Regions from separate parts of the Homo sapiens genome. Here region 2 is linked to region 1. The links are chromatin loops, found by intact Hi-C in ENCODE. Cell type or tissue: pancreas. All regions are shown on one strand. Links, peaks and the distances in the headings refer to the core of each region. The heading gives the core; the rest is flanking DNA.

Region 1 (16,180 bases), core at 4,484-6,983:
ATTCTCTTTTTTGGTTGTGTCTCTGCCCGGCTTTGGTATCAGAATGATGCTGGCCTCATAAAATGAGTTAGGGAGGATTCCCTCTTTTTCTATTGATTGGAATAGTTTCAGAAGGAATGGTACCAGCTCCTCCTTGTACCTCTGGTAGAATTCGGCTGTGAATCCATCTGGTCCTGGACTCTTTTTGGTTGGTAAACTATTGATTATTGCCACAATTTCAGAGCCTGTTATTGGTCTATTCAGAGATTCAACTTCTTCCTGGTTTAGTCTTGGGAGAGAGTATGTGTCGAGGAATGTATCCATTTCTTCTAGATTTTCTAGTTTATTTGCGTAGAGGTGTTTGTAGTATTCTCTGATGGTAGTTTGTATTTCTGTGGGATCGGTGGTGATATCCCCTTTATCATTTTTTATTGTGTCTATTTGATTCTTCTCTCTTTTTTTCTTTATTAGTCTTGCTAGCGGTCTATCAATTTTGTTGATCCTTTCAAAAAACCAGCTCCTGGATTCATTGATTTTTTGAAGGGTTTTTTGTGTCTCTATTTCCTTCAGTTCTGCTCTGATTTTAGTTATTTCTTGCCTTCTGCTAGCTTTTGAATGTGTTTGCTCTTGCTTTTCTAGTTCTTTTAATTGTGATGTTAGGGTGTCAATTTTGGATCTTTCCTGCTTTCTCTTGTAGGCATTTAGTGCTATAAATTTCCCTCTACACGCTGCTTTGAATGCGTCCCAGAGATTCTGGTATGTGGTGTCTTTGTTCTCGTTGGTTTCAAAGAACATCTTTATTTCTGCCTTCATTTCGTTATGTACCCAGTAGTCATTCAGGAGCAGGTTGTTCAGTTTCCATGGAGTTGAGCGGCTTTGAGTGAGATTCTTAATCCTGAGTTCTAGTTTGATTGCACTGTGGTCTGAGAGATAGTTTGTTATAATTTCTGTTCTTTTACATTTGCTGAGGAGAGCTTTACTTCCAACTATGTGGTCAATTTTGGAATAGGTGTGGTGTGGTGCTGAAAAAAATGTATACTCTGTTGATTTGGGGTGGAGAGTTCTGTAGATGTCTATTAGGTCTGCTTGGTGCAGAGCTGAGTTCAATTCCTGGGTATCCTTGTTGACTTTCTGTCTCGTTGATCTGTCTAATGTTGACAGTGGGGTGTTAAAGTCTCCCATTATTAATGTGTGGGAGTCTAAGTCTCTTTGTAGGTCACTGAGGACTTGCTTTATGAATCTGGGTGCTCCTGTATTGGGTGCATAAATATTTAGGATAGTTAGCTCTTCTTGTTGAATTGATCCCTTTACCATTATGTAATGGCCTTCTTTGTCTCTTTTGATCTTTGTTGGTTTAAAGTCTGTTTTATCAGAGACTAGGATTGCAACCCCTGCCTTTTTTTGTTTTCCATTGGCTTGGTAGATCTTCCTCCATCCTTTTATTTTGAGCCTATGTGTGTCTCTGCACGTGAGATGGGTTTCCTGAATACAGCACACTGATGGGTCTTGACTCTTTATCCAACTTGCCAGTCTGTGTCTTTTAATTGCAGAATTTAGTCCATTTACATTTAAAGTTAATATTGTTATGTGTGAATTTGATCCTGTCATTATGATGTTAGCTGGTGATTTTGCTCATTAGTTGATGCAGTTTCTTCCTAGTCTCGATGGTCTTTACATTTTGGCATGATTTTGCAGCGGCTGGTACCGGTTGTTCCTTTCCATGTTTAGCGCTTCCTTCAGGAGCTCTTTTAGGGCAGGCCTGGTGGTGACAAAATCTCTCAGCATTTGCTTGTCTATAAAGTATTTTATTTCTCCTTCACTTATGAAGCTTAGTTTGGCTGGATATGAAATTCTGGGTTGAAAATTCTTTTCTTTAAGAATGTTGAATATTGGCCCCCACTCTCTTCTGGCTTGTAGGGTTTCTGCCGAGAGATCCGCTGTTAGTCTGATGGGCTTTCCTTTGAGGGTAACCCGACCTTTCTCTCTGGCTGCCCTTAACATTTTTTCCTTCATTTCAACTTTGGTGAATCTGACAATTATGTGTCTTGGAGTTGCTCTTCTCGAGGAGTATCTTTGTGGCGTTCTCTGTATTTCCTGAATCTGAACGTTGGCCTGCCTTGCTAGATTGGGGAAGTTCTCCTGGATAATATCCTGCAGAGTGTTTTCCAACTTGGTTCCATTCTCCACATCACTTTCAGGTACACCAATCAGACGTAGATTTGGTCTTTTCACATAGTCCCATATTTCTTGGAGGCTTTGCTCATTTCTTTTTATTCTTTTTTCTCTAAACTTCCCTTCTCGCTTCATTTCATTCATTTCATCTTCCATCGCTGATACCCTTTCTTCCAGTTGATCACATCGGCTCCTGAGGCTTCTGCATTCTTCACGTAGTTCTCGAGCCTTGGTTTTCAGCTCCATCAGCTCCTTTAAGCACTTCTCTGTATTGGTTATTCTAGTTATACATTCTTCTAAATTTTTTTCAAAGTTTTCAACTTCTTTGCCTTTGGTTTGAATGTCCTCCCGTAGCTCAGAGTAATTTGATCGTCTGAAGCCTTCTTCTCTCAGCTCGTCAAAATCATTCTCCATCCAGCTTTGTTCTGTTGCTGGTGAGGAACTGCGTTCCTTTGGAGGAGGAGAGGCGCTCTGCGTTTTAGAGTTTCCAGTTTTTCTGTTCTGTTTTTTCCCCATCTTTGTGGTTTTATCTACTTTTGGTCTTTGATGATGGTGATGTACAGATGGGTTTTCGGTGTAGATGTCCTTTCTGGTTGTTAGTTTTCCTTCTAACAGACAGGACCCTCAGCTGCAGGTCTGTTGGAATACCCTGCTGTGTGAGGTGTCAGTGTGCCCCTGCTGGGGGGTGCCTCCCAGTTAGGCTGCTCGGGGGTCAGGGGTCAGGGACCCACTTGAGGAGGCAGTCTGCCCGTTCTCAGATCTCCAGCTGCGTGCTGGGAGAACCACTGCTCTCTTCAAAGCTGTCAGACAGGGACACTTAAGTCTGCAGAGGTTACTGCTGTCTTTTTGTTTGTCTGTGCCCTGCCCCCAGAGGTGGAGCCTACAGAGGCAGGCAGGCCTCCTTGAGCTGTGGTGGGCTCCACCCAGTTCGAGCTTCCCAGCTGCTTTGTTTGCCTAAGCAAGCCTGGGCAATGGCGGGCGCCCCTCCCCCAGCCTCGTTGCCGCCTTGCCGTTTGATCTCAGACTGCTGTGCTAGCAATCAGCGAGATTCCGTGGGCGTAGGACCCTCTGAGCCAGGTGTGGGATATAGTCTCGTGGTGCGCCGTTTCTTAAGCCGGTCTGAAAAGCGCAATATTCGGGTGGGAGTGACCCGATTTTCCAGGTGCGTCCGTCACCCCTTTCTTTGACTCGGAAAGGGAACTCCCTGACCCCTTGCGCTTCCCAGGTGAGGCAATGCCTCGCCCTGCTTCGGCTCGCGCACGGTGCGCACACACACTGGCCTGCGCCCACTGTCTGGCACTCCCTAGTGAGATGAACCCGGTACCTCAGATGGAAATGCAGAAATCACCCGTCTTCTGCGTCGCTCACGCTGGGAGCTGTAGACCGGAGCTGTTCCTATTCGGCCATCTTGGCTCCTCCCCCGGATTATTCTTATTACACATATTAGTTTAATACATGGAGGCTAAGTAGAAGAAGTAGCTACAAATTTTGAAAATGTTCGGTCTCTAGGGATGGAAAGAGAAGGTGGCCAGGGGACTTTTTTTTTTTTTAGAATAGCATTCTCACAATGACTAGTATTACTTTGTTTAAAAATTTTTTAAGTAAAATAAATATTATGGCTTAATACATAGTAGTTCCCCTTCCCAAAAATTTCACATTCATTAAATACATATATTTAAAGAGCTGATTTCCTTGAGATTAATAATGAGCAAATCTATGAATTATATAGTTCTGCTCTATTGGCAATTTGTGTACTTAAGACTTTTGTGTAGCTAAAACTGGACTGGACTCCTAAATCCTGGGTGCTAGTACCTGCAAGTATTACTTGAGCACCGTCTTCCCCATGTAAAAATAGAACATTTCTTAAATTCAACCACGGTTGTGAAATCCAAGCTTAATTTCATTCACATCAAAAAGCAAGGCAAAACTTTCTTCAAATACAGGGTAAGGCAAATGGAGAATAAAAGTACAAATAACACAGTGAATAAATCTGCTAATCTTTTCTGATATTAGCTATTAAGTCTACTGTACCTGTTAGAATGTAATCTCAATCAATCAAGGATCTTAACCAGCTTATATTTCTGGGCCCTAGAAGAAAGCCTGGTATACAGTATGGCAGTGAAATATATTTGTTAATGATTACTCAAATTCAGTAATACTTCATACTGGATATTATACCATTTAAGAAAAAACTAAATTGGTAGAAATCATTCTAAAATATAATGTGTACTTCCCTGCAAAATAAAGTACAACTTTCCTCTTGAGCCTGTGCTTATTCGTAGGACATGTGTGAGTCTTGTTTGTAGGACATATGCTCATTGGTATGCCTATTTATGAGAAATGTGATAGAAAACATACTCAATTTCTTTATTATTTCTCAGGCCTACTACTACTGTGCCATAATAGAGGATGTGATTCTGCGCTTTGCTTGGACTATCCAAATCTCGATTACCTCTACAACTTTGTTGCCTCATTCTGGGGACATCATTGCTACTGTCTTTGCCCCACTTGAGGTTTTCCGGTAAGCAAACTACTGAAAAGTTTATTAAAGATTCTTTTTAACCTAAAAGACACCCAATACTTACAAATTAGAATTTATTATAACTTGTACTTGAAAACCTTTAATTTTCCAACTTTTCTCAAATTTCTCCTCAGCCTTAGAATTGGAAAACCATGTTGGCCAGGCTGATCTCGAACTCTTGACCTCAGTTGATCCACCCACCTCGGCCTCCCAAAGTGCTGGGATTACAGGCGTGAGCTACTGTGCCCGGCCCAGAGGTTAATTCTTACAAAGTTAAAATAACCATTGATGATGACTTAAAAGCTTCTTTAGAACGGGGTTCCATTGAAAGGATAAGTGGAAATTGGGAGGTAAAATGGCTTAAAACAGAAATCAATCATTTTTTGCAATTTGGCAGTCTGAGTTATTCAGCCCAGCCTTCTCACTGAAAACAATAAAAATGCTAGATAAAATGTGTTTAAATCTGGCCAGGTGCACTGGCTCACTCCTGTAATCCCAACACTTTGGGAGGCCGAGGCCGGTGGATCACCTGAGGTCAGGAGTTCAAGACCAACCTGGCCAACATGGTGAAACGCTGTCTCTGCTAAAAATACAAAAATTAGCTGGGCATGGTGGTGGGCACCTGTAATCCCAGCTACTCGGGAGGCTGAGGCAGGAGAATCGCTTGAATCCAGGAGGCAGAGGTTGCAGTGAGCCAAGACTGCACTGTTGCACTCCAACCTGGGCAACAAGAGCAAAACTCCGTCTCAAAAAAAAAAGTGTTTAAATATTCTAAAAAAAAATCAGACAAGATAATCCAAAATCTAAATGAAAACAGGAGCCCCAAGATAAACAGAGCACTAACACTACCTTTGCACTATAGAAATTTGCCAAATCTGTAGACTTTGAAATTCACTTGTGACTGCCAATTAAAATTTGTATGCACCTAATAAAATGCCTTAAAATTTTGTAAAGCAAAAGCTGGCGTTGCTACAAGTAAATTTACAATTTCAGATTTTAACATATTTCCTTCAGTGATAGATAAATAACGGGTCAGTTAATTAATTAAACCTGAATGACATACGTAGAGAACTGCATCCAACTACTAAATACATATTCTTTTAAATACATGTAGAACATTTACCAAAATTAACCTTACACTGTGCCATAAAGGAAGTCTCAACAAATTGCAGGGATTATAATCACAAAAAGATAACTCAAAAGTCCCAAATGTTTAGAAATTAAGCAGTACATGTCTGATAACCCCAGGTCAAAATTGTAATGCAAATTTTAAAATATTTTGAGTAGCCAGGCATGATGGTTTATGCCTGTAATCCCAGCATTTTGGAAGGCCAAAGTGGGCAGATCACTTGAACTCAGGGGTTTGACACTGGCCTGGGCAACATGGCAAAACACATCTCTACAAAAAATACAAAAATTAGCTGGGCATGGTGGTGCGCGCCTGTAGTCCCAGGTACTCAGGAGGCTGAGGTGTAAGGGTCACTTGAGCCTGGGAGGCAGAGGTTGCAGTGAGTCAAGATCATGCCACTGCACTCCAGCCTGGGTGACAGAGCAAGACTCCGTCTCAAAAAAAAAAAAAAAAAAAATTTTTTTTTGAACAGAATGTAATTGAAAATGTGATAAAAGAGAAAAATGTAAAATGCAGCTAGGGCCATGCTTACAAGGAAATGTGTAACTTTACATGTATATATCAGAAAAGTATATAGCTCAGGAAATAAGAAAGATTTAAAAAACAGCAAATCCCAAAAGAAAGTAGAAGTAAATATAAAGAACGTAAATTAATGGAACAGAAAACAAACACACAATACAGAAAATTATTAATGATAAAGCCAAACTTAATTTCCTTAAAATGCCAAATACTGTTGATAAAGTACTTAAGACTGATAAAGCAAAAAAGAAAAGGAAGTACAAATTATGAATATCAAAAAACCTAAAGACATTTATTTAAAGAGTAAGACTATCTTATGAGCAACTTTATATCAATAAATTTAAAAATTTAGATGAATGGACAAATTACTGAAAAAGCAGTGTGCCAAAACCAATAAAGAAGAAATAGAAAATCTGTATTAAAGAAATTAAATTCATGTTAAAATACTTTGCACAAAGAAAACGCCAGGCCCAGGAATTCTTTCAAATATTTGAGGAAGAAATATTAACCAATTTTATACAAAACTCTTCCAGAAAAAAAAAGAGCATAAAAGGAAACACTTTCTAGTTTGTTCTCTGCAGCCAGCATAACTTTGATATATAAGCCTACAATGACATTTTAATAAAAACTAATCTGTCTCATGTACACAGTTGTAAAAATCCTGAATGAAATATTAGCATATGAATTCAACAATATATAAAAAGGGTAATACAAGTTAGGTTCGTTCTAGGAATGTAAGATTTAACATTCAAAAATCAATCAGGGCCAGGCACGGTGGTTCACACCTGTAATCCCAGCACTTTGGGAGGCTGAGGTGAGTGGATCATTTGAGGTCAGGAGTTCAAGACCAGCCTGGCCAACATGGTGAAACCCCATCTCTACTAAAAATAGAAAAATTAGCCGGGAGTAGTGGCGCATGCCTGTAGTCCCAGCTACTCAGGAGGCTGAGTTGGGAGAATTGCTTGAACCCAGGAGGAAGAGGTTGCAGTGAGCCAAGATTGCACCACTGTACTGCAGCCTGGGCAACAGAGGGAGACCCTGTCTCAAAAAAAAAAAAAGAAAGAAACCTGTCTCACTTATATTAACAGAATAAAGGGGGAAAAAGAACCTCTATATTTGTAGAAAAGGCCATTGATAAAAGTCAATACCTGTTCATGAAAAAAATGTTTTCTACAAAAACACAATCAAGAACATATTTAACAGTGAAACACTATAAACTTTCCCTTGAAATCAGGAATGAGACAAGTGTGTCTGCTGTTCCCACTTTTATTTAATATCATCAAAGTATAGCTAGCGCAATGAGGAAAAAGAACTATCATAATTGGAAAGGAAAAAATAAAACTATAATTATTCACTGATGACAGTTACACAGAAAATTCAAAATAGTTTACAAATAATTAGATCTAATGTCACAGTTCTGAATACATGGTCAACATAATATAAATCAGTCATTTTTAAAAACAGTCATAACAACTAGAAAAAGAACATTTTAAAAACCATATCATTTTGAATAGCATCAGAATATATCAGATATATACCTAGGAATAGGTTTAATTAAAGCTGTGTAGACGTGAGAAAATCGACAAGCCAGTTCTGTAATTTATATGGGAATATGAAAGGTCAAGAATGGCCAAGACTATCCTGAAAAGAACAAAGTTAAAAGACTTATACTGTCAGATATCAAAATTGATTATATAGTTACAGTGAGTAAGACAGTATATGGTGTTGGTGAAAGGATAGACAATCCACTGGAACAGAATAGGGAGTACAGAAAGAAATCCACTCGTGCATACCTTGATACTTCTTGATTTATGACAAAGGTGGCTACATAACAGTGGAAAAAGAGGGCCTTTAATAAATGATATTGAGTCAACTGGATATCCATATGGAAAAAAATGGTTCCCAGCTCCTACTGTATACTGTGTGTGAAATCAATTCCAGGTGGATTGTAGAACTAAGTATGAAGAGTAAATCAATGAACTCTCTGGAAGTTAACATAGGAAAGAACCCTAAAGGTGGTTTTCAGTGTATGGTAATGTATTTCATATTTCTGGATGGTAATTACACAGTGAGTCCCTTTATGATAATTAAGCTGTACATTTTTTATTTGCATACTTTATGTGTGATATACTTCTGTTGAAATGCTTATCTTAAAAAAAAAAGGCAAATTAGCCAAGAGAAAGAAGGACTAACTTTCAACAGCAACAGTGAAAGTCAGAAATTATTAAAATGAAATCTTTAATGTGCTGAAAGAAAATAACTGCTTACCTAGACTCTGCCCAGTGTAGATATCTTTCACAAATAAGACGATATAAAGATATTTTCAGATAGGTGTATAACATTCGTCTAAGTCAAGATCGACAAACACTGCCTGTTAAAATAAGACAGAAGCTGGAAACGGAAGATAAACCTGAGAGAGAAAGCATGACTCTGGAATCCACCTGCCATCAGAGCTCTCTCCAGACCAGTGCTCCTTCCCTTCCTCACCTTCCTGAATGCCTCGGCCTGGCACCTGAACTCCCCATCGCTGCTGCCACCTTCCCCCACCCACTTCTTTCTCTTTCATGTGTGCTACTTCATCAATTTTTTAAAAGAAATTCTAGTAAAAAAAGAAAAATACCTCATGACGATTTTCTTTTTAAAATCATTTGCTTACTAACTAAATCAAATGTTCTATCCCATTTAAAACAAACAAAAAAACCATCTTTAGATCAGCTTTCTCTCTCCAACTACTGCCCATCTTTCTGCTGTCCTTTATAGCAAAACTCTTCAAGAGGCGTCTGCACTTGCTGTCTCCACTCTCACTTCTCTCCCATTCTCTTTTTCATTCAAGTATGTATTCCCAATACTCAAACTAAACCACTTTTGTTAATAATCTATAATAATAATATTGTAGTGCCTACTATGTAGCTGACAGCGTTCTAAGCCTTTTACCTTTATTAAATCCTCACAACAATCTTAGGAAGTAGGTGCTGTTATCATGTCTTTTACTGATGACACTGAAGCATAGGTTAAGTAACTCATCCAAGGTCATTACAGCTAGCAAGTGGTAGAGCCATGATTTGAATCTAGACAGTCTCCCAGAGCCTGTGCTTTTAGATCGTACTGCCCATTTTGCTAAATCCCCTTGTCAGTTCTCTGTACTTATTTACCTTACTTTACTTCCCAGCAAAGCACTTTCTTCACTTGACTTCTCAGAAACTACAGTCTCCTGTCTCACTAGCTATTCCTTGTCCACTCCTTTACTGGTTCTTCCTCCTCCCCCCAAACTTTTAAGTGTTAGAGTGTTCCAGGATTTAATCTTCTGCCCTCTTGTCTCCTCTAGTTGTATTATTCCTAAACCTATTATGTGAAATACTGTCTTTATGCTATCTCCAGCCATAAACTTTCCCTTGAACTGCAGACTCTCGTCCACCTCTCTACTGAATTCTCCCATATCTAATGATTAGCTCTAACCTAACAGGAACAGCCCTGCATCTCTGATCTTAGTAAATGGTGTCACCTTTCCCTTAGACCAAAAACCCTAAGACGACTCACATCGCATGTCAGTAAGTCCTGTCAGCTCCATCTTTATAAATAAATCCTTTGTCTGTCTGCTTCTCATCACTTCTGTTATTACCACCTTTAAGTCACCATCATCTCTTTTCTGGACTGCTGCAACAGCCCTTCTAATTGGTCTGTCTTCAGCTGTTCTTGTCTCCCTTTGATCTCTTCACCATTCAGCAGGACCTTTTTCAAACAAATCACTTCATTCTCCTGTTGTTCTCTCATTGTTCTCCATTAGACCTAAAATTTAAACTATGGGTTATAAGGCCCTCTGTGGGTGGGCCCTCTTCCACCCCTCCATCATTATCTCCTGCTATTTTAACCTCACTTATTCTTAGCCCCCACTGACCTTGCTGTTGTTTCCAACTTGCCTTTTTATACTTGCCATTTTCCTCTGCCTGGGATGCTTTCCTCCAGGATTTTTACATGACTTGCTTCTTTGTATCAGTCAGGTTTTCAATAGCTGCCATGTCTTCAAAGAAGCTTTCCCTAACCAGTCTTAATGATGGCATACTCTATTCCCTTGTCCTGCTTTATTTTCTTCACAGTAGTTATCATTAGCCGATTGATTGTTTACTTGCTCATTGTCTGTCTCCACCACTAGAAATTACACCCCATAAGGGCAAAAAGGCTTTGAGTCATTCTGTGCCTTTACTGCCTTATGGCAGACATTCAGTAAATATTTGTCAAATAAGTTGAAAGAATGAGCACTCTAAAACTGCATTGCATAAGTCCCTCCCTTTTTCATAGTCTAGTCTTGTTTCCCTTACCCCCCCACCACCACCTCCCCGCAACACCATCTTTCCCTATTTTAATATTCAAGCCCTTAATTCTTTGTTTTTGTTTCCATGAGTGGAAACTTGATACACTGGGAGGTTTACAGGTAGCAGAAGTATGTTACAATTTCATAAGTACTTTGATCTACCCCATTTTGCTAAGGCGATTTGTGTGGAACTTCTTCCGCCTGGAGAATGAACATCTGAATAACTGTGGTGAATTCCGTGCTGTGCGGGACATCTCTGTGGCCCCCCTGAACGCAGATGATCAGACTCTCCTAGAACAGATGATGGACCAGGATGATGGGGTACGAAACCGCCAGAAGAATCGGTCATGGAAGTACAACCAGAGCATATCCCTGCGCCGGCCTCGCCTCGCTTCTCAGTATGTATGGCTTCTACTTCTGTGAGGCATATTTCCTTTGAGTTTTAGCATTGGGTAGCATGTAAGCTAAAAAGCTATCAGGTTGAACCAAATGAAATTGCCAATACTCAGCCATTTTTCACCTACAAAAAAACAGTAATAAGCAGCAATTCCATATGATACAACCTATGACTGTCTAAATGAGCACATAGAGTAAATGTCATCAGTGCATAACCTAGTAATTTGGCACTAAAGATCCACTGTCTGGAGGAAAAGGTTGTTGGAGAGTGATTTATTAATACTTGACTCTTCTGTGTGTTGTGTATGCAAATAATTTTTATGTTATAAACTTTAGGAATCCTGCCATCTATGCCTTGACCAAATGACTTAATTTCTGTTTTCTGCCCCCATCTGTAAATTGAAATTAATATGGTTCTTGCTTATAGGGAGGTTAAGTGGATTATATTCATTATTACATAGAACTTGGACCAGTTCCCTCACAGAAAGAGCCTACTAAGAATAAACTATTACTATTTTTATCTTCTTATTAAATACCTACAACAATATTTTTATCAGTCATTGACTACGTATGTTGCTAAAAGTTACCATAAATGTACAGTATATGGTGACTGCATATGAAATTTAGAGACAATAGATAGCACAGTAGATTGGAATGAAGGAGGCTTAGGTTGAGGATGAACGGTTTTCTAAAGGATAAGGGAGTGAATAGACTAGAGACACAGTAAAGAACATAAAGGTAGAAATGAAGTGCAGAAAGAAAAACCATGTGACTAGAATTATAGTAAGAATAATTTTGCTGAATAGATGAAGTATGATTGTAAAAGGCTGAAAATGCAAACTTGATCTTGTAGGCAGGAATGAGTCACAGATAATTTTTTTTTTTTGAGATGGAGTCTCGCTCTGTTGCCCAGGCTGGAGTGCAGTGGTGCAATCTCCACTCACTGCAAGCTGCACCTCCTGGGTTCACGCCATTCTCCTGCCTCAGCCTCCCGAGTAGCTGGGACTACAGGCGTCCGCTACCACACGCAGCTAATTTTTTGTGTTTTTGGTAGAGATGGGGTTTCACCATGTTAGCCAGGATGGTCTCGATCTCCTGACCTCGTGATCCGCCCGCATTGGCCTCCCAAAGTGCTGGCATTACAGGCATGAGCCACCGCACCCAGCCACGAGTCACAGAGAATTTTTCTGTAGAAGAATGACATTGTGAAAGTAGTATCCTAGGAAGTTTTAATAGCACTGTGTAAGATATATTAGGCAAGGGAAAAACTGAAGGCCAGAAAGCCAGATGAAAAGCTATGCAGTACTTCAATGTATGGGGCAGTGAAAATTCAGATCAGGATGCTTACTGTTGGACCAGAAGGAACATAAGGAGATGTTTTGAAGGAAGTAAGAAACAGGAGGTAGTATCAGTAACTCATTGGATATAGAGGAGTAGAGTAGAACCTGCTGAACTTTAAATAGAGATTTGGAAGTTCTCTGAAGAAGGCAGAGAAAAGCAGAGAGCAGGGAACTGAGTCTTAATCCCTGGCTCAACCATAGTAGCCAGGGAACAAACACAGACAAGAGAAAAAAAGAAAATAAACAAAAGAGGTAGGAATAGTCAGGGAGGTAATAGGAAGAGCATCAAAACAAAGCATGGTTGGTGCTGTGATCCCAAGGAAGCAGAGTTTGAAGAAGCTGGGGCAGGGGAGCACTGAGTGGGTCAGTGAGATAAGTGCCACAAAGGGCTGGAAGAAAATGCTAAGTGTGATTGGTGACCTCATTGAGCTCCTGATTTTGAAGTCTAATTATCCTTGTTAGTTACCAGCAGAGGGCAATCTAAACATATACTATTTCTGCTTAAAGAAGGGGCTCTTTGGCAATAGATTATTCTGTTCCATTTCAGGTGTTTAACGGAGAAACTCTGGGAAACCAGATTGCACCAAGAGTAAGACATTAGGAATGGAACAGTTGGTGTACAGCGGAGAGAGCAGGGAATCCAAAATAAGATCTGAGTTTCAGTACTGACTTTATCACTCATGCAACCTTTAGCATATCCTTAATGTGTGTGGTTTTTTTGTTTGTTTGTTTTTTTGAAACAGTATCTCGCTCCGTTGCCCAGGTTGGCTCAATGCAGCAGCACGATCATGACTCACTGCAGCTTCAACCTCCTGGGTTCAAGCACTCCTCCCACCTCAGCCTCCCAAGTAGTTGGCACTACACGCCTGCACCCCTCTGCCCAGCTAATTTTTTATTTTTTATAGAGACAGGGTCTTACTATGTTGCCCAGGCTAGTCTCAAACTCCTAGCCTGAAGAAGTCTTCCCTCCTTGGCCTCCCAAAGTGCTGGGATTACAGGCAAGAGCCACCACACTCAGCCACCTGATTTTATTGTTGGTATTTATAGTGGTAAATGGTTTATGTTGGGCTGAAATGTGCTTCACTGTAATTTCACTATAACTTTAACAATTTGATCCTATTTGGGCTCTCTCACATAACTTATAATGAGTCTCCTCCCTCTTCTGCATTGTATGTTGTCAACTCTTTGAAGAGAAATAACTGTTATGCCTCTCCTTAGGTCTTCTCTTCTGCTGGCTAACTCTTTTGGTTTCTCATGTATGCCTCAAGTGGTGTTTTATCTTATCCTCATCATCCTTATCACAATTTCTTATATTTGTTTTTTGGGGGTTGGTTGTTTTTTTTTGGAGACATGGTCTCAGTCTGTCACCTAGGCTGGAGTGCAGTGGTGTGATCATACCTTACTGCAGCCTTGAACTCCTGGGCTGAAATGATCCTCCTTCCTCAGCTTCCTGAGTAGCTGGGGCTACAGGTTTGCACTATCATACCTGGCTTTTTTTTTTTTTTTTTTTTTTTAAGACAGGGTCTCACTGTGATGCTCAGACTGGTCTCAAACTGCCGGGCTAAGGCGATCCTCTTATGTCAGCCTCCCAAGGAGCTGGGATTACAGGAACCAGCCAGTTTCTTAAGTTTGTTTAATGCTTTTTTCATCCATGTTCTCACTTGATATGCATACTGTCTCCATGAGGTGAAAGTGGTATTCAGTGAAATCGGTGTTACCATTCCTGCCTTACAGAGATGGAAACGGGCACTCAAAGGGTTAAATAGATGCATCATAAAATCAAAGTCAGGTGGCCAGGTGCAGTGACTCACACCTGTAAACCTAACACTTTGGGAGGCCAAGGCGGGCAGATTACCTGAGGTCAGGAGTTTGAGACCAGCCTGGCCAACATGGTGAAAGCCCATCTCTACTAAAAATACAAAACTTCGCCAAGCGTGGTGGCACATGCCTGTAATCCCAGCTACTCAGGAGGCTGAGGCAGGAGAATTGCTTGAGCCTGGGAAACGGAGGTTGCAGTGAGCTGAGATTATGCCACTGCACTCCAGCCTGGCGACAGAGCGAGACTCTGTCTCAAAAAAAAAAAAAAAAATCAAAGTCAGTACTCAAACCCAGATCACTACCTTCTGCGTTGCACATACCCTGCCATTGTTCTTGTTACCTTCCTCTGGTTGTGATCTAGTTTCTTAGTGTTTTTCCAATAGTATCTGAAATTGAATAGGAAACTCTAGAATAATCCGTCTGGTACAGCAGATAGTCCCTGTTTAGGATGTATGTTTAATGATGGTAAGACTGGAAATGTGTCTAATACTGTGAAAGTGTTTATATTTGGGTAATGGACTAAGTGCTTTTTGTCCCCCTTGTTACCACTAGATCCAAGGCTCGTGACACTAAGGTATTGATAGAAGACACAGATGATGAAGCTAACACTTGAATTTTCTGAAGTCTAGCTTAACATCTTTGGTTTTCCTACTCTACAATCCTTTCCTCGACCAACGCAACCTCTAGTACCTTTCCAGCCGAAAACAGGAGAAAACACATAACACATTTTCCGAGCTCTTCCGGATCGGATCCTATGGACTCCAAACAAGCTCACTGTGTTTCTTTTCTTTTCTTCTGGTTTAATTTTAATTTTCTATTTTCAAAACAAATATTTACTTCATTTGCCAATCAGAGGATGTTTTAAGAAACAAAACATAGTATCTTATGGATTGTTTACAATCACAAGGACATAGATACCTATCAGGATGAAGAACAGGCATTGCAAGGACCCTCTGATGGGACGGTACTGAGATATCTCGGCTTCCGCTCAGCCCGGTTTTGACTGGTTGAAACCGGACATTGGTTTTTAAATTTTTTGTCAGTTTATGTGGAGAATTTTTTTCTTTCCTTCATACCCAGCGCAAAGGCACTGGCCGCACTTGCAGGAAAAGTGCAACTTAAAGCAGTACCTTCATTCATGAAGCTACTTTTTAATTTGATGTAACTTTTCTTATTTTGGGAAGGGTTGCTGGGTGGGTGGGAAATATGATGTATTTGTTACACATAGTTTTCTCATTATTTATGAAACTTAACCATACAGAATGATATAACTCCTGTGCAATGAAGGTGATAACAGTAAAAGAAGGCAGGGGAAACTTACGTTGGATGACATTTATGAGGGTCAGTCCCACATACCTCTTTCAGGAGACAACTTGCACCAGTTTGACCTTTTCTTTTCTTTGTTTTTATTTTAAGCCAAAGTTTCATTGCTAACTTCTTAAGTTGCTGCTGCTTTAGAGTCCTGAGCATATCTCTCATAACAAGGAATCCCACACTTCACACCACCGGCTGAATTTCATGGAAGAGGTTCTGATAATTTTTTTAACTTTTTAAGGAACAGATGTGGAATACACTGGCCCATATTTCAACCTTAACAGCTGAAGCTATGCCTTATTATGCATCCACATGTATGGTCCCTGTAGCGTGACCTTTACTAGCTCTGAATCAGAAGACAGAGCTATTTCAGAGGCTCTGTGTGCCCTCACTAGATAGTTTTTCTTCTGGGTTCAACCACTTTAGCCAGAATTTGATCAAATTAAAAGTCTGTCATGGGGAAACTATATTTTTGAGCACATGGAACAAATTATACTTCCTCATTCATATTATGTTGATACAAAAGACCTTGGCAGCCATTTCTCCCAGCAGTTTTAAAGGATGAACATTGGATTTCATGCCATCCCATAGAAAACCTGTTTTAAAATTTTAGGGATCTTTACTTGGTCATACATGAAAAGTACACTGCTTAGAAATTATAGACTATTATGATCTGTCCACAG
Region 2 (16,180 bases), core at 7,544-10,043, 52 kb after region 1:
CCAGTGGGGGATGTGGACTGGGCCTCGGGCACCTCCTTGCAGGACTCCGGCCAGAACAGGTAAGAGCTCAGAGCCCACATTTTCTCTCCCTCCCTCCTCACCATGGTCCCTCTATTTACTCAGCATCAGGACAGTAAGAGACCTCCCAAAGTGAGAGGGCAGGCAGACTCCTGCACCAGCAGACCAGTGGACGTCATCATCCCTGAGACCCTGCAGAAATTGCCAGTAACCCCCACCGCCACATCCCCCAGGCTGGTGCCTCCCTGCTACTTGAGCAAAACCACCAGGGAACAAAGCGCATTGCTAACTACCTGCTCCATGTCCATGGAGCCATTTCCCTTGCCCAGGCCTCTTTATCTTTAAAGTTGGGGAAATAGCATCTGTCTGGTTCACTTCACAGGACCATTGTGAGGCCGAAGTGAGATCATCGTTGTGAAAATCACTGGGGAAAATGTACAAAGCCTTACCCCAATTCCGTTCCCAGTCAAGAGGTTGTGCTGGGATCATGTCAAAGATTTCACCTCCAACCTTACCATGCTATCCCACGGCCTTCGCTCCAGCCCCTCCACCAAATATTTTGGGGAAGCTGGACCCACCAAGGTGTAGCGGGGGAATTGGGGCTGCCTGTCCTTCATGGCAGTGTCCTGAGCCAGGCAGAGTGAGAAAAGTACACTCAAGGTGGGAGTGGGGCCATCGGCAGGCCTGACTGCAGCTGGCACCTGCACAGAGGTTGAACCCAGCCTCAGTCTTTGCGAGGCTCCTGGTCCACAAGGCTGAGAGGTCCTGGAGCTCTCGTTTCCCCAGCTGTCTGGTGTTGTCAGCCCCTGCGAGGCCTTGTGGTTTCTGCGGAGGGCAGAGGTCGACACGGTTGCTGCTCCGGTGTAAGGCGGCTCCTGCACAAATCCCACTCAGTTAGAACCACCTCCAGAAAACGTGGACAGACCTCTGTCTTAGTCTATTTGGGCTGCTATAACAAAAAGCCTATAGAGGCTGGGTGGCTTACTAACAGAAATTTATTGCTCACAGTTCTGGGGGCTGTGAGGTCCAGGATCAAGGCACAAGCAGATTCAGCATCTGGTGAGGGCTGCTCTTGGTTGATTCATAGATGGTGCCTTCTTGCTGTGCCCTCAGGTGGAGGAAAGGGCAAGGCAGCCCTCTGGGGCCTCTTAGAAGGGCACTAATCCCATTCATGAGGGCCATGCCCCATGACCTACTTACCTCCCAAAGCTCCACCTCCTGACACCCTCACACTGGGGATATGGTTTCAACCTAGGAATCTTGGGGAGACACAAACACTGAGTCCACCGTAGTCCTCCACCCCCGCACCTGCCTTAACCAAGCGAGGGCAGCCCAGGTTCATGTGATTGGGCTTCTGCTTGCCTAAGGGCCTGATGGAGAGGGGGATGTCTGGCTCCTTCATCCTTTGCTATTTATGATTTGGAATCACAGTTGCCTCCCCTTCTGCCAGGAATCTCTTCCCCTACCTCCCTGGCCGCTGTTTCCAGACCCTCCTCTGGTCCCCAGCTGGCCCTGCCACAGTGTTGAGGAGCGTGACTACAGAAAGGCCTGTGGGCCTCAGCCGGCTCTGCTCCCCTGTCTGCGCCCTGTTCAAGTTGCCTTCTGTCTTTTTCCCTCTTTCTGTGCGGAGCCCTGGAGGAGAGGGCTGGGGCAGATGCCCTCTTCTGCAGAGGTGGTGCCGCCTCTGCCTGCAGCTGCCCCCACCCCCTGCACACTTCCTCCCTCGATGAGGGAAGGGCCCAGTGGGGAGATGCAGCCACTGGGGATTCTGCTCAGTGGCCACTGCTGAAAGGAGAAGCCAAAGCTCCTGACAGCCCGTTGGATACTAAGGAATAAGGCCCCCTCATTTTCAAGGAGGAGACCTCAACCATGGGGGAAGGAGGGGCTTTCCCTTAGTGCTGTGAGGAGATGGTATTTGTGTAGAATCCTCAGGACTGGGGTTTCTGGGCCATTGTTTAACCTGCCAGGCCCCCAGCATCCATGGGCTGCATTTCAGAGTTCAGGCAGGGTGTGCGTACCTGTGTACTGTATGGTGTGTGCCTGGGTGTGTGGAGAGAGAGAGAAGGTCTCTTAGTGAGTTTTAGGACTCTGTTCAAAGACTGTTAACAAAATGTCCCCTTAGAGTGCCTGGCGATCAGGGCAAAGAGTGTTGTGGGGAAACACGCATTGTTTGGGAGTCATTCCAAGTACCCTGCTGGCCTCGCTTGGCGCTCTGCAGTGAGGTCCCTGCTGAGTAGACGCCCAGGCTATAGGGCCATGTCTTGAAGCCCCTCAGATAGGGTTCCCTGTCTGGCTCTATCCCCGAGTCTCCTGGGCAGACATTAAAGGTGGTCCCCAAGACCCTGCAGGGCTCCCTCTCTCCCCGGAGCAGGATGGAGTGATTGATGTTACTTCTGTATCAATGAACTTCCCAAGAGACCTCTGGAGTAAGGCATGCTTCCCTCGGCTCTATGCCCCGGGAGTGCCACTCGAAGCCAGGGTCCTGGGGCTTAGTGTCTGTTCTAAGGGGCTTAGGACTTTGGGGAGAGAATGCTGAGGCTGTGGCAGACCATTTGATGGCCACCCCGAAGGGGGCCCCAGGACATCAGTCAGGACGTGCTCTGGCAGGAGGAAAGCGCAGGACCTCACTCATGAGGTCATGAGCCCCTTGGATCTTCTGAGGGTTTAAGGTGCTGCTTCACATTCAGTCAAGTGTTGCAATCAAATAACCATTACAACCAAGTTAACCTAGCATGCATCTGATGGTGTCCGTAATGGTTACTGCTCTGCAGGCAATGGGACGAGTAGCTCATGACATGATGGTGACAGCAGAGCTCAACACAGCAGGCAGGCTGGGGGCGGGCTGGGGGCGGGCTGGGGCTGGCCTGGCTTGTGTGGGGCAGTCACCAGGAGTCAGCCTGGGAGGCAACGACCCAGGACCTTAAAGGCTAAGGGTCAGATGCGGAGGAGACCCCCGGCCCCCAACCCCAGGGTTGTCCCCCACTTAATGAGGGGCAAGAGAAGGCTCAGTTGCAGAGGACTGGAGCCTCCTAGTGGTAGGCAAAAGCCCATGCCAGCAGCTGCCATTTTTGAGCTCTTATTATGTGGCAAGAGCTATGCTAAGTGCTGTTCCTTCTTTCCCATTTTATCCTAATAACAAATTGTATTTTTCACGCACGTCCGTGTGAAAAGACCACCAAACAGGCTTTGTGTGAGCAACAAGTCTGTTTATTTCACCTGGGTGCAGAAGGGCTGAGTCCAAAAAGAGAGTCAGTGAAGGGAGATAGGGGTGGGGCCGTTTTATAGGATTTGGGTGGGTAGAGGAAAATTACAATCGAAGGGGGTTTTTCTCTTACGGGCAGGGGCGGGGGGTCACAAGGTGCTCAGTGGAGGAGATTTTGAGCCAGAAGAAGGAATTTCACAAGGTAATGTCATCAGGTAAGATAGGAACCGGCCATTTTCACTTCTTTTGTGATTCTTCACTTGCTTCAGGCCAACTGGACATAAAGGTGCAGGTCACAGGGGATACGATGGCTTAGCTTGGGCTCAGAGGCCTGACAGTATTTATTGTTCCTGTTTCACTGAGAGAGAGACCTCTGTGGCGGGGGGAGTTAAGGGACTTGCCCAGGTCCTCTAGCTGCCAAGTATTGGAGCCAGGTTTTGCACTCAGGGCTGCCGGCCCCAAGGGCTGCGCTCTTGCCATCGTGCAGCACTGCCACAAGCCACCCTGTCCCTGCCCCCACAGGCCACCCCTTGGGCTAGGGATCTGGGGGTCTCCTTCCCCTCCCAGCCTGCTCTGTTCTCAGGTGTGGGCAAAGAAGGGCAGGTGATGGACTCCATGGGATACGCTTATTTTTCTCCTAGGTCACTATTAGGATGATTCAGGAAATGGGGTTTGGATTTTGGGGGAGAGGATGAGGTGAGACGTTGGGCCTCACAGAGGGCAAAAGGGATCTGTGCCTGGAAGGACTCATAAGAGAGAAGTGGGAGGACATTGAAATAGGGGGCCGCGCTCAGGCTCTCTCTGTACCAGCTCTGGCCCCTTCCCTTCCTTGAGCCTCTGAGAGACATACTGGGAACGCAGATTGCCTTAGGATCCCGGTAACCTAGCGCAAGTGAAAGGGTGTGACAGTGAGGAGCACAGCAATCAGGGCAACGCTGGCTCCAGACCCCACACCAAATCCACTTCGGAGGCTCAGGAGCCCGCGCCAGGGCGGCCAGCCCGAGGCCCTCGGCCTCCTCGGCCGTCTCCATAGAGGCGGTGCTTCTGCATGGCCCAGGCACACCCTGGTGCAAATCAGGACCTTCTCTGTATGTGTGATTTGGGAGGCCCCAGGTGCTGAGTGTGTCTGCAGGGGCTTTAGTTACAGGGAGAAGGGAGCAGAGAAGGTCTCGGTTTTGTTTTATGTGTGCTGTAGTGATGAGGGAAGCGCAGGGAACATCCTAGGTTGTTTATTTTCCCCTCATCGCTGTGATGGAGTCGTGCCCCTGTGGGGATCCACAAGCCCAGTCCCTGGTGTACACACCCTTCAGGAAATCCCTGTGAGTGATCGAGGACCAAAACACTTCACACAGGCGAGGGGAAGGGGAGGGCGGGTCCCGATCTTCAGGCCCCTGCTGGGATTCCTTGGGGGGTAAAAACTCCCTCCCCTCAAGCAGTTTCTAGACTCTAAGTTAAAGACAGGCAGCCCTAAAGAATTTCAGGGGCTTGGCCTGTGGTTCAAGTGGTCAGGCCCTCAGCTGTGAGAAAAATCTCAGGCTTTTAAAGCTTAATATGTTAATTAGCATTTTTGGAAACTGAGATAGGAAAAAACCAAAATGTTTTTCCTACTTTCACACACTCAACACAGCACAGAGCACTTCACCTCAAGCCACCAGAGCGTGTGCAGATGTTTCCCACCCGCCAAGCAATTCTCTGGCAGACCCCAGCTGGCTGCCCTGTGATTCCACTCAGTTCTGACACTGTCTACCTGCAGATAGGATCGGGCCCCACAGGTTGAGGGCTCAGTTCCACAAGACTGCGCCCACTTCAGATGCCAATTGCAAGTCCCAGGTTGTGACCTGCACTTCGGACCAACCAGCTATAAATCGGGGTTCCCACTGTTCCTTCCTTGGGTTTAATTTTATAGGACGGCTCACAGAACGCAAGGAAACACTTTACTTGCATTTACCCATTTCTTATGAAGAATGTTATAAAAGACACGAACAGCCATGTGAGGAGAGGCATGGGGCAAGGTATGGGAGATGGGGCACCACCCCCCAGAAACCTTCACAAGCCCAGCTGTCCTGAAGCTGTCCTGCCAGTCCTTTGGGTGTTTGTGGAGGCCTCATTATGTAGGCATGATTGATTACATCATTGGCCACTGCGAGTCAGCTCAAACTTCAGCCCCTCTCCCCTGACGGAGGTTAGGAGGTGGGGCTTAATGTTCCAACCCTCAAAATGATTGGTGTTTCTGGTGACCAGCCCACATCCTGAAGCTATCTAGGGACTCTCAGCCACCAGCCGTCTCATTACCATACAAAAGACACTCTGCTCATTCCTGAGATTCCAAGGGTTTAGGAGCTGTGTGCCAGGTGCCAGGAGTGGGGACCAAATCCGTATTTATTAGATCACAGAAGCACAGAGCTCCCCTGCGAGCTGGCCACTGGGTGTGATCCAGTGCAATTTCACATGGAACTGGCCACTTTTGCTCTTATTGTGCCCTGCACCGGCTGCAGCCATAGCTGGCACTGGTGTATCTCCTCCCTGAGCTCCTGGGGCAAGAACTGTGCTGTTCTTGTCTCCGGGCCCCAGTGCCTGCAAGTGTGTGCAGGGAAAGGCTCTCAGAAATGTCTGGCAGAGGCACGTCGTAAAGAGTGTGAGTAAGGGCTCAGCAAGGAGGCATGGGGAGTCCCGGCTGAGTGCGGGAGAAGAGACACTCCCACCATCCCAGCACCACCCCAGCATGCCCAGGGCTGTAGAGGTGGCTGAGAACACCCCAGGGCACGGGTGTAACCAAGAACGGAAGAATGCCTGAGCCCCTGCCTGTCCTTACCAACCCCCAGCTCCCATCCTGCCCCACTGATATACACGCACAAAGGAAAGCCCCCTTACCACTCCCAGCCCCACCGAGACTAAAGCAAAAGAAAAAATTAAATGTAACCACTCAACAGTGTTTTAGGATACTTAACACGCTCCCAGTGTCTCACCCTGGGTGGAGAAGGAAGCCCTATCACAAACCCAGTGCCACCTGGATCCTCCAGATACCCTGTCCCATGCTGCGTCATTGCCATGCCCATATACACACCACACATGAAAATCTCATGATGGTCCCAATCTTTACCAATCAAGGAGCTTGAGAAAGTCAATTTACCCAAGGCAATTCATCTGGTGGGAGCCAGTCTGAAATTCTAGGAAAGGAAGCCCTCTCCTCTGCCTGCCAGAGTTGAACAGGCCACTGGTCCCCCATCGGAGGGCATCTCGGACACCTGCCTCCTCTGTGGCCACCCAGGTCCCACACCTGAGGCCAAGAGGTTCTCACCAAAGGGGCAGCCCAAAGCCTCCTTCTGGGGCTCAGCAGGGAATCTGTTCATCTTCAGGAAGGCAGGGGCAGGGTGGCTCTGCTCTCCTCAGAAGTCAGCATCTTAGGCGTGCACTGCAGGCCTCCACACAGATCCTTTTGAAGGTGTTGAAGGAGGTGGGTTCTCCCAGCTGCCATTCCTAAGGACTCCCACTCCTCCTTCTCCATTGACAGGAGGGCCTATTGACTGTCTGGGAGTCAGCTTTCCTCCATGACCAATTGGCCACCTCCTGTTTTCTATCCTATGGAAGCCACCTTTTCTATGGAGCCCTGTCAAGGGCTTTTCAAAGTCCAGAGCAAAGCCACCAGGTCCCCTCCAGCTACAAGATGGTGTTTGTCATTTCAAACATGCCTTCCCCTTGCTGACGACAAAGTGATCTCATCACAGGTGACTTTAGTACATATTCGGGGATTCCATCCTTTGCTTAGTAAGGGGGTGAGAGTAATTTAACAAAACAATGGTGCTAATGATAAAATAATAATAATAATAATAATAAATGCTAACATTTGTGGACTCTTACCAAGTGCCCAGCTCTGTGCTAATCTCTTTTAAAGGAGTCACTCTCACTTATCTTAACAACTGAGCCCTTATTTAGCAGATAGGGAAACTGAGGCTCAACTCCTAAGTAACCTGCCAGGGTGACACAGCTAGGAAGTGGCTGTCCAGGGATTAGAACCCCAGGCAGGCTGCCCCCAAGCCACACACTTCCCCGCCACTCTAGGCTGTGTCCTGTCCATGTCCTGCAGACCTGGGAAGAAGGGACCTGTGCAAGCAAGCATGACAGTCTGAGACTAGGTCCCTGCCCTCATGGAGCACATGACCCAGAATCAGTTCCAGGTGCACCTTTTCCACTTCCCCTCATTCAGAAAATTGCACACAGAATCACAGTAGGAGAGCTCTATCCGTGGTCATCAGAAAGCTTTCAAATACGCAAACATGGAACAAATGCTAAGCAGAAAAGTTTCTCTATGTTCTGTACACTCCATATTCTCCCTCTACTGGGTGCATCCTGGAATCTGGGAAGCGGCAGATCCCTCTACATTCCCAGTTATTTCCCCATCCATGTACCTGAGTTGAAAGGGTTAAACACAGACTCGCTGAGCTTATTATTTTAATCCAGGATTATGATGGCTGCAGAAGAAGGCCACTCTGTCCCCTTGACCTCCTTGGCTAGGAGAGCAATGGTGGTTCTCCTGCCCCAGCTGGCTGGAGGGAGAGCAAAGCCTTAGCTAAGCCTGTCCCTCCACCAGGAAACTGGCCGAGACGGGAGTGCCCAGAGCAGGAGGGGACCACACGCTGCCCTTTGTCCTTGTGAACCAGTCGAGGACACAGGTGGCTGGAGGGGTGGGGGAAGGGCCAGCATACTCTAGTGGAACTCTAGTTTTCCCCAACAATGAGCTCTTTATAGGCTCTGCCACTCGGTCAGGGCCAAACATCTGTGGTGGGAACTCCCCCAAGGGGGGACCTCGAAATCCCACACCCCACCTTATGGCATATCAGACTATGTGGCCAAAGATCTGGGCTCACAGGGTAGCACTGTGAGTCCTCTCCCCTCTCCAGCCCCCACTGCTTGCAGATGGGGAAACTGAGGCCCAGGGAGGAAAAGCACTCAGCCACTTTATTCCTATGCTCCACCCTCTGAGCTAATGAGCTCCAGAAGTGCAGACTTTCAAGACAGTGGCAAAAAGCCGTCTCTTCTTAGGCAGGAATTGCCTCTGCCTGGCCATGGCACTGACCACCCCAACCCTTCTAGGAATTTTCCAGAGCAACTCTGGGAGCTGGGAGGTGGGCAGTGAGATGGGACAGACTCAGCACCCACCCCATTTTGCCTGCTTGTTCCCTGCCTCAGAGAAAGACCACCTTCCCTCCACAGGGCTGGTCAGGCCCTCGCTTCACCAGGGTGCACGTTGACCTTGGCTGCAGTCTGTGAAGGTGACTGCCACTCCTCCATGCTCAGTGTGGTACTGCATGGATGCCTCTAGGCGCCTAAAAAGCCCTGCTTTTCTAATCAGTGGAGAACCAGCTTTGTCTGCCAGGAACTGAAGCAAGACAGCTGATGAGAAAAAAAAAAAAAAAAAAAAAGTAACAGCTCCAAGAGGAGGGAGCAGAAAGGAAATAGCAAAGCTGGAAAATGGCTTTAAAACCTGGGGGCAAGGCTGATCCTGGCAGCATCTGGCCAGTTGCCTGGGGGCCCTCCTGCCTGCCCACCAGGTCTTGTGACAAATGCCCTCTGACAGCCGTGGAACCACAGCTGTCACCGGAAGGCTCCGAGTGTGCGGGCTGGCAGCCAGAGGCCCACGGCTGCAGGGGCGCCTCTCCGGGCTGGTAACCTCATTATCTCTGCTGTCAGGGCAGGAGCCCCAGGGAGCACAGCTGCTCTCAGCCGCCTTGGAGGAGCTGTCTGCTGGGGAAGCTGTGCAGAGGGAGGCCTCTCCTGCCAAAGGAGGCTTCACGGGGCAGCGGGCCTGGAGATTCGCTTTCCCATCACTCCAGTAAAGCCCTCCTTGTTCCAAAGCCATGCCTGGGCCCTGCCAGGGTTCACAGGCACAGATGGTGCCTTTCTTCTAGCAGTCTCCTCCTGCTCCCCAGCAGCCCCAAAACAGGGTTGGATGCAAATAGTGAGAAGAAAAAGAAAAGGAAACAAGAAAAGAAATCATAGTCTGCCCAGAGTTTGTCCAAGGATGTCCAAGGAAGCCTTCCTTGGAGGCCTCAGAGCTGTGCCATTTCCACTCACATCTCTGTCACCCAGGAAACTGCCTGGTCCCTTCCCCCAGTCAGGACCATGGTGAGGGGCTGCAGGTCTGAGATCAGGACCTGCTGGAGCCCTGTGGACCCTCACTGTTGAGGACAGCCCAGCATATGTGACGGCGAGGACAGGGGCAGCCAGTGGGGATGATGAAGTTACCCCAAAGAGCGCATCTGCCCCCAGCCACAAACATCCTCTGCCTGCCCTGAGACCCAAGGCAGGAGAGGACAGAGGGTGCGGAACGATGCTGGAGACAGTGGGCTGGCTGTCGTGTGCTCTGCTCCGCTTGCAATTGACGTTCGACCTTGAACAATGTGCCAGCGTTCTTCTCTGCTCTGGACACCCTCATCTGTCAAGTGGAGAGAACACCTGCCCTCGGCCAGCCTGGCTGGGGAGAGCAAGCTCCGTGGAGAACAACGTCTTGTCAGTGGGAGATTGTGGGTTGCTGTTATAGCTGTAACCCAGCGCGGGCTGTATGTCACTGGCTGAGAGACAGCTTTGAAAACGGACTGCTGTCATTTTCTGCCACTCTGGACTGGCCAGGGAGGCAGCACATCTGGTAGGGGGTGGGGGCTGGTGGAGGACCCTTATTATTATGAAAGTCGAACCACTTGCTGGCTTGGTTTGGGTCCAGCTTAATTTCTCTCAGCCCTGAGCCTGTGAGCCCTGAGCTGGTGCCTGATGGTTTTGGATTGGGACTAAGGCAAGAAAACACCAGGATTTATAAAAATGCCATTCCCCCAAAGGGCCCAATCTATGCTGGACAGAGCCCTGATTCTTTGCATCTGCAGTGGGTACTAGTGTGGTGCTGTGTGTGGGTGCAGAGAGACAGAAGGAGAGAGAGGTGATGCGTGGAGAGACCATCTGTCTGGGCACAGGCCCAGCCCAACAACCCCGGGCCCTTTCTCCCTCCTCCTCCCAGATAGCTCCTGCTGTCTGCCTGGGGAAGGAACAATAGAATAATCTGGAGACTCTCCTACCCTTTCTAGATCCTCTTGAGGTCTCTGCCTCCAGTGCCTGAGCAGATGTCCAAGGCCGGGCCAGCTCCCCAGCCCCCATCCAGAGCCACGCAGGGCCATTTCCCAGCCCCAGGCCCCAGGCCCCAGGCCCCCAGGCTGGGTTCCCTGTGCGTGGGTGCTAGAGGAGGAAGGCTGCACATGCAGGGCTTTTTCTGGCACAGCCAGTGCTTGACACTGCTAAAGCCCTCCTAATCTGCGTTATTTTCCTCTAATCCCTCCCCCACCACCCTGGCCTGTGTGCCACGCTGCAGGACCGTTGGTCCCAACCCGGAGCCTGTGCTGAGCCCCAGGCATGAGGAAGCCACGCATCTGCTGCAGCGTGCCCGCATGAAGGCCAGGACCCGGCCCCTCCGTGCCAGCCATGACATCGTGCCCACCATTACCCAGGGCAGCCGGTGAGTGGGACCTGGGCCAGGCTAGCCTGGGAGGGCCATAGCAGGGAAGAGTCAGCAGTGGGAAGAAGTGGGATCTAGCCAAATGCTGCTGCTGCTCGCTCCATGTGTGTGTGTGTCTGTGTGTTTTCCATATAAGGCTCTTGCTTTGATTATTTAGTCAGTCAACACACCTTTCCTGAGGGCCTACAGTCAGGCACTGAGATACAAAGATGAATGAAACATGATCTGGATCCCTGGGGGGATGGAGGTCACAGTCTCCAGGGAGAGAAGCAAACAGATATTCAATTATGTGGACTGTGGTGTGAGAGAGGAAAAGTGTGTGTGCTGAACTGGAAACTGTTAACTCCACCTGGAAAGGACAGGTGAGGCTCTTGAGAGAAGGTGACTTCTTAGCTGAGGCTTGACGGAAGTATAGATATGCACTGGCAAGCAGTGCAAGATAGGCACTGGCAAGCAGGCTTAGTGAGGCGACAGAGGAGCGCAACACCTACAGCCAGACCATGCGGGCTTGACTTCTGGTTCTGGCACTTAGCTGGGTGCCTCTGCAGAAGTCTGTGTGCCTCAGTTTCCTCACCCACAAAATGGGAACTGTAACAGTGCCTGTCTTACAGGGTTGCTGTGGAGCTATGTGAGCTAATACGTGTCAAGTTTAGAACAGCGCCCGCCATGCAGTGAGTGCTGCAGGACTGTGAGCTCTAATGACTCCTTATTTTGTTGCAGGGGTGTGGGAGGTGTGAGAAGGGAGGCATCTGGAATGAGCCCAGGGTTCTGACTCGGTGTCTGTGTGTTTGGTGGGGCCTCAGCCGAGGGGTGAGGCCTCAGTGCAGGGTCAGGCATTGGAGGGGGAGGTGGTCCCAGAACATCCACTGGAAATGCCCACCAGGCAGTTGGATACAGGATCTTTAGAGGAGGAGAGATCAGAACTGAAGATTTGGATGTCATCCCTGATTTCATAATGCTACAGCCGTGGTAAGGTAGGAAAACAACAAGGTCAAGGACATTCAGACCAGCACATCACACACATGACTGCCCCCTGAGCAACACACTGCATCCCCATCTTCCTGCCTGTTCCGCCGATGGTGCACTTTGAAGAATCACTTACATGTGGACTTCACCACCACACAGAGCTGTCTTCCAGTCATGCACCTGGGCCTGAGATGAGGCCACCAGGCTATGCCAGGTCTCACCAGGCCCAAGCAAGACCACTTCTGCAGCTAGCAAAGCCTGTGGCTTCACTGGCATGGTGGGCCTGCTGCATCAGCCTGTTTGAATCACCACGTGGCAGTGGAGGGAGCAGGGGTTCTTAGGGAACAGGGATCTTGGTGGAACTGGACCACATGCTCTTTGATGGAGGGTGCCGAACTGCTCATTAAAGGCTAAGGACCTTCATGGAACCACTGAGACGACTCCTTCATGAGCAGAGGTCATTGTGACCCTTAGGAGAGGGGCTCAGAAGACCATAAATCCTGGCAAGGGGTGCCAAACAGACTGCCCTTGTATTTCCACATTTTGGGCCTTGCCTCTCTCTCTAGATGGAGGGCACTTGTTAGGAATGGGCATGGTGGGCTGGGCACCGTGGCTCACGCCTGTAATCCCACCACTTTGGGAGGCTGAGGCGGGCGGATAATGAGGTCAGGAGATCAAGACCATCCTGGCTAACATGGTGAAACCCCGTCTCTACTAAAGATACAAAAAATTAGCTGGGCGTGGTGGCGGGCACCTGTAGTCCCAGCTACTTGGGAGGCTGAGGCAGGAGAATCACTTGAACCCGGGAGGCGGAGGTTGCAGCGAGCCGAGATCACACCACTGCACTCCAGCCTGGGCGACAGAGCAAAACTCCATCTCAAAAAAAAAAGGAATGGGCATGACTTCTTCAGGGCATCCTAACTATTCTTCTTCACGTATATAAATATATGGTGAGAAATCTTAGACTTCCAAGCAACTCTCCTGTTCTACTTTGTAGAGGCATTTAGGTTAGGTCGGATAGCCTCAAAATAGTCAAGACTATCTGCAAAACAGATTGCATTGTGTAAAGGTCCTCTTGGACACTTCTTCCTCATGTCACTCTAGCAGCTCACAACAACCCCAATCACTAACTTTAACGTAGGCTCCCTTTTGCAGGCTGTCTCCAGGCCATAGAAATGCTATAGAATTGCAAGGTGACCCACTTTAGCAGCTGCTGTGTCCAGAAAAGAATTACTGTGACTTGGCAGCGCTGGCGAATCCTCAGAGGGTATAGCTGAAAAATCAACGCCAGATGGCTTGCTGCAGATGCTTCTAAAGGTTACGCTCCGTCAAATCACCCTGGAGGGCCATGCTGAGTTAACATGGCAATGGCACACAGGCCCCAGGCCTCAGTTAGATGCAGGAGGCCCCATCCCCAGCCCAGATGCATCACTTCTAAAGAGCAGCTTGGTGAAAGGTGATGGAAGAGGAGGGGCAGGCAGAGCAGTCTCAGAGGGCCTTCTTTATCCTAGGTCTGGCTAGAGGCAGCTGGGGCAAGCCTGAACAGACAGGGACTCCAGGAGGTGAAGAGGTAGCAGCAGCTGCATTTTTCTGGAAACAAATTAATACAGAAATGGAGCAGCTCCTGGAAGCACAAGATTTTGCCATTTTGGGGATAGACATGCCTAGATTGGTGTTACTGATGGCAGGAGGACAGGACATGTCAGCAAGAGGCAGGGCTGGGAGGGTGACACTGTAAGTGGTACTGTCCTGGGTCAGAGAGAGTGGCTGTGTTGAGACTGCAGAGCTTGTGTACATCACATTGATTGTGTGGTTAGGGGAGCAATGCTATGGAAAGTGGGACTCTGGAAAGGGGTCCCTGTGAAGCCATATGTCTCCAGGACTGCAGCGGGATCCTCCCCTAGAGGAGTGACTACTGGAGCTTCTGTGGAGCATCACCTTGAGAACTTGGCAGGTGTGGGATTTGCTCAACGCTTAGCTGCCTCATTCGTCCTGCACTTGTCTCCAAAATCTTCATCCTGCCTTTATGCACAGTTGCTGACACTGCTAGTGGGGCTTTCTGGGTTTGAATAATTGGGCTGAAAGCACCTTATGTGATTAAGCGCTCCTCAATTTCTCTTTTTAGAACAAAAATGTCTGCCTCTGCAGTGAATTCCAGGATTGCTCAATTCACCACCCTGTGTGTGAAAGTTAAGACCACTGATGTGGCTCATGGGACCTGGGCTCCCTTGTTAGATTAGGACCGCACTGCCTTTAAAGCTAGGCTCTTTTCCTCCCTAGAAATTACAGCCCACATCCTGCCAGCGGACAGGGCACTAGCTTTTGGGGCCTGTGGAGGGGTCGTTGTGTGAAGCTGTGTGCAGAATCTCCCTGTGGGCCTTTGCCTGCATTGGGTCGGCTGGGCTGGGAGGGCGTCCTTTCTGTGCAGTGGGCTAGGCTGTTTCTCCGGATGGAGTCTTCTTTTTGGGGGCTATGGGGAGGGAAGCATGCTTCTGAAGAGCTCACCATGAGCTCCACAGGAACAGGGACCCCACAGCTGACCTAGATACAAGTACAGGTAGGGCCCAGAATCCTCGTGTGGGTTCTCTGGGGCTCAGAGTCCCAGTGCTTTACAATCCCCAAAAGAAAATCATCACCACCATAGTTATTAATATCAGAGGGGCCTCCCGACGACCATATTGAGATGAGTAGTGAGATCCTGCACCGTCTTCAGCAGCGGGGTGTCCTGCTCAGTAGCCTACATCTCTCGGCTACAAATCCCTCTCTGAAAGCAGGGCTGCAATATGACTTTCGGGGGCCCTAGGCACTTTTGCCTTCGTGGGCCTCTTTCTCCATAAAAAAAAATTAAAAAATATATATTTCATGACCATGCTGGTTGAAAGATAAATATGTCATTCTACATTAAAATCTTTTCTTTGACCCAAAAGTTTATTTTCTTCTGATTTTAAAAGAAATTACAACATTTTCCTGGGCCCCTGTCCATATTGTGCGTCCTTGGCATAGCGGCTGTTGTGCCTGATGAATGAGTAGCCCTGGCTGAATGTGAGTTCCAGAAAACAGGCTGACCGACACCTCTTCAGTGTTCCCCAGAGCAGCCTTTTTAAGCACAGGATCTGCTGAAATCTCAAAGCAGGCAGATCTACTTGCTTAGGAGGAGTTTGTGTATGTTTTTTTTGGTTTTGTTTTTGTTTGTTTGTTTTTTTCGAGACAGGGTCTTGCTCTGTATGGAGTGTAGCAGCACTCAGTATGGAGTGTAGCAGCACGATCTTGGCTCACCACAACCTCTGCCTCCTGGGTTCAAGCAATTCTCATGCCTCAGCCTCCCAAGTAGCTGGGACTACAGGCACGCATCACCACTCCCGGCTAATTTTTTCTATTTTTAGTAGAGACAGGGTTTCATCGTGTTGCCCAGGCTGGTCTTCAACTCCTGAGCTCAGGCAATCCGACCACCTTGGCCTTCAAAGTGCTAGGATCACAGGCGTGAGCCACTGCGCCTGGCCAGCAGGAGTTCTTTTTAAAAAAAATTTCGTTCTGGAGCAGTGCTTATGGGGGGAAATGACTGGAGTCAGGGGTAGGAGCAGGTGTGGAGCCCCCATTGTCCATTGCCTTTTGCATTCCAGTGAGCATTCAGCATCTAATAAATAGAAGTCAAATGCTACTAGGCTAAGAAGAAAGATCCAGGAAATGAGGCAGGAGGGTTGCATGAGGTCAGGGAAGGAGGCCTGGAGGCCCTGAAGGCCTGGGAGTGTAAGAGGAAGCAGGAAGGAATGTGGGGAGCCTGCATTTTCCCTCCAAAGTGTATGCACTTGACCCTGTGCCCTCTTCTGGGTTGGTGTGATAAAGGCTGTGCATCAGTTGGACCTACAGACAGGAGGCAGTGGAGAGGCTGGATAAGAGGCCACTGCAGGGGTCCAGTGTGAGTGATAAAGAAGTGATAAATGAAAGAAACAAGAGATGGAATCCCAACACTTAGCAGTGGATTGGTGGGGAGGCCACTACCAGGAAAAGAAAGGGAGAACTATGGTCCTTTCTTGGGTGCCTTCTGATAGAAAACGGCCTGTGGACCTGGGTCCATTTGCATAGTGGCCTGAAACTCGGGTTACCTGGCTCCAGGTGGCCCTGGTGTGAGATGTGTACAGGTGTCTTCCGGAACTGAGCAGGACTTGACTATTCGCCACAGTGTCTCCCAGAGCCAAAGTGGATGACAGATGGACAGACTCCCCAGCACAGCAGTGCCATCCCCAGCAAAAGCAGGACGAGAGTGTGTGTGAGGGCTGGGGAGGGACAGTGCCTGGAGTGGGGGTTGGAACAGTCAAGACTCAGGGGCCAAGGAGAAACATCACTGTTGCCTTGTCTGAATTATGCATAAGCAAGGTGATGTGGAACCCTGTGTGGAAACTTCGGGAGCAATTGCTTAGAAACCCTGACTTTAAGGCCGGGTGCGGTGGCTCACGCCTGTAATCCCAGCACTTTGGGAGGTCGAGGCAGGCAGATCA

The links. Hi-C counts contacts between places; a loop is a spot of excess contacts. Peaks named below come from ENCODE experiments on the same cell type or tissue, not always from the same donor. Only the 100,000 strongest peaks of a DNase experiment are listed, where the experiment ranks them.
Region 2: it touches region 1 in a loop (2.7-fold over the local background); 5 of 110 quality-filtered maps call a loop at or near these places.

The regions. Positions count from the first base shown.
Region 1 is chr1:180,869,271-180,885,450 of GRCh38, forward strand. XPR1 (xenotropic and polytropic retrovirus receptor 1) reads left to right here. Exons shown (of 15, transcript NM_004736.4): 13 at 4,533-4,672; 14 at 10,806-11,027; 15 at 14,736-16,180. The coding sequence ends at 14,796. LOC124904464 (a long non-coding RNA gene) reads right to left here and starts at 3,614. Exons shown (of 2, transcript XR_007066760.1): 1 at 3,476-3,614. In pancreas, for the core only: no CTCF peak of the experiment used is centred there; no DNase peak of the experiment used is centred there.
Region 2 is chr1:180,917,856-180,934,035 of GRCh38, forward strand. It overlaps KIAA1614, which reads left to right. Exons shown (of 9, transcript NM_020950.2): 3 at 1-59; 4 at 10,575-10,718. Among named protein-coding and RNA genes, the nearest start is that of KIAA1614, 13 kb to the left of the region's middle. RefSeq lists enhancers at 925-1,004, 5,222-6,103. In pancreas, for the core only: no CTCF peak of the experiment used is centred there; DNase peaks (open chromatin) are centred at 7,836 and 8,936.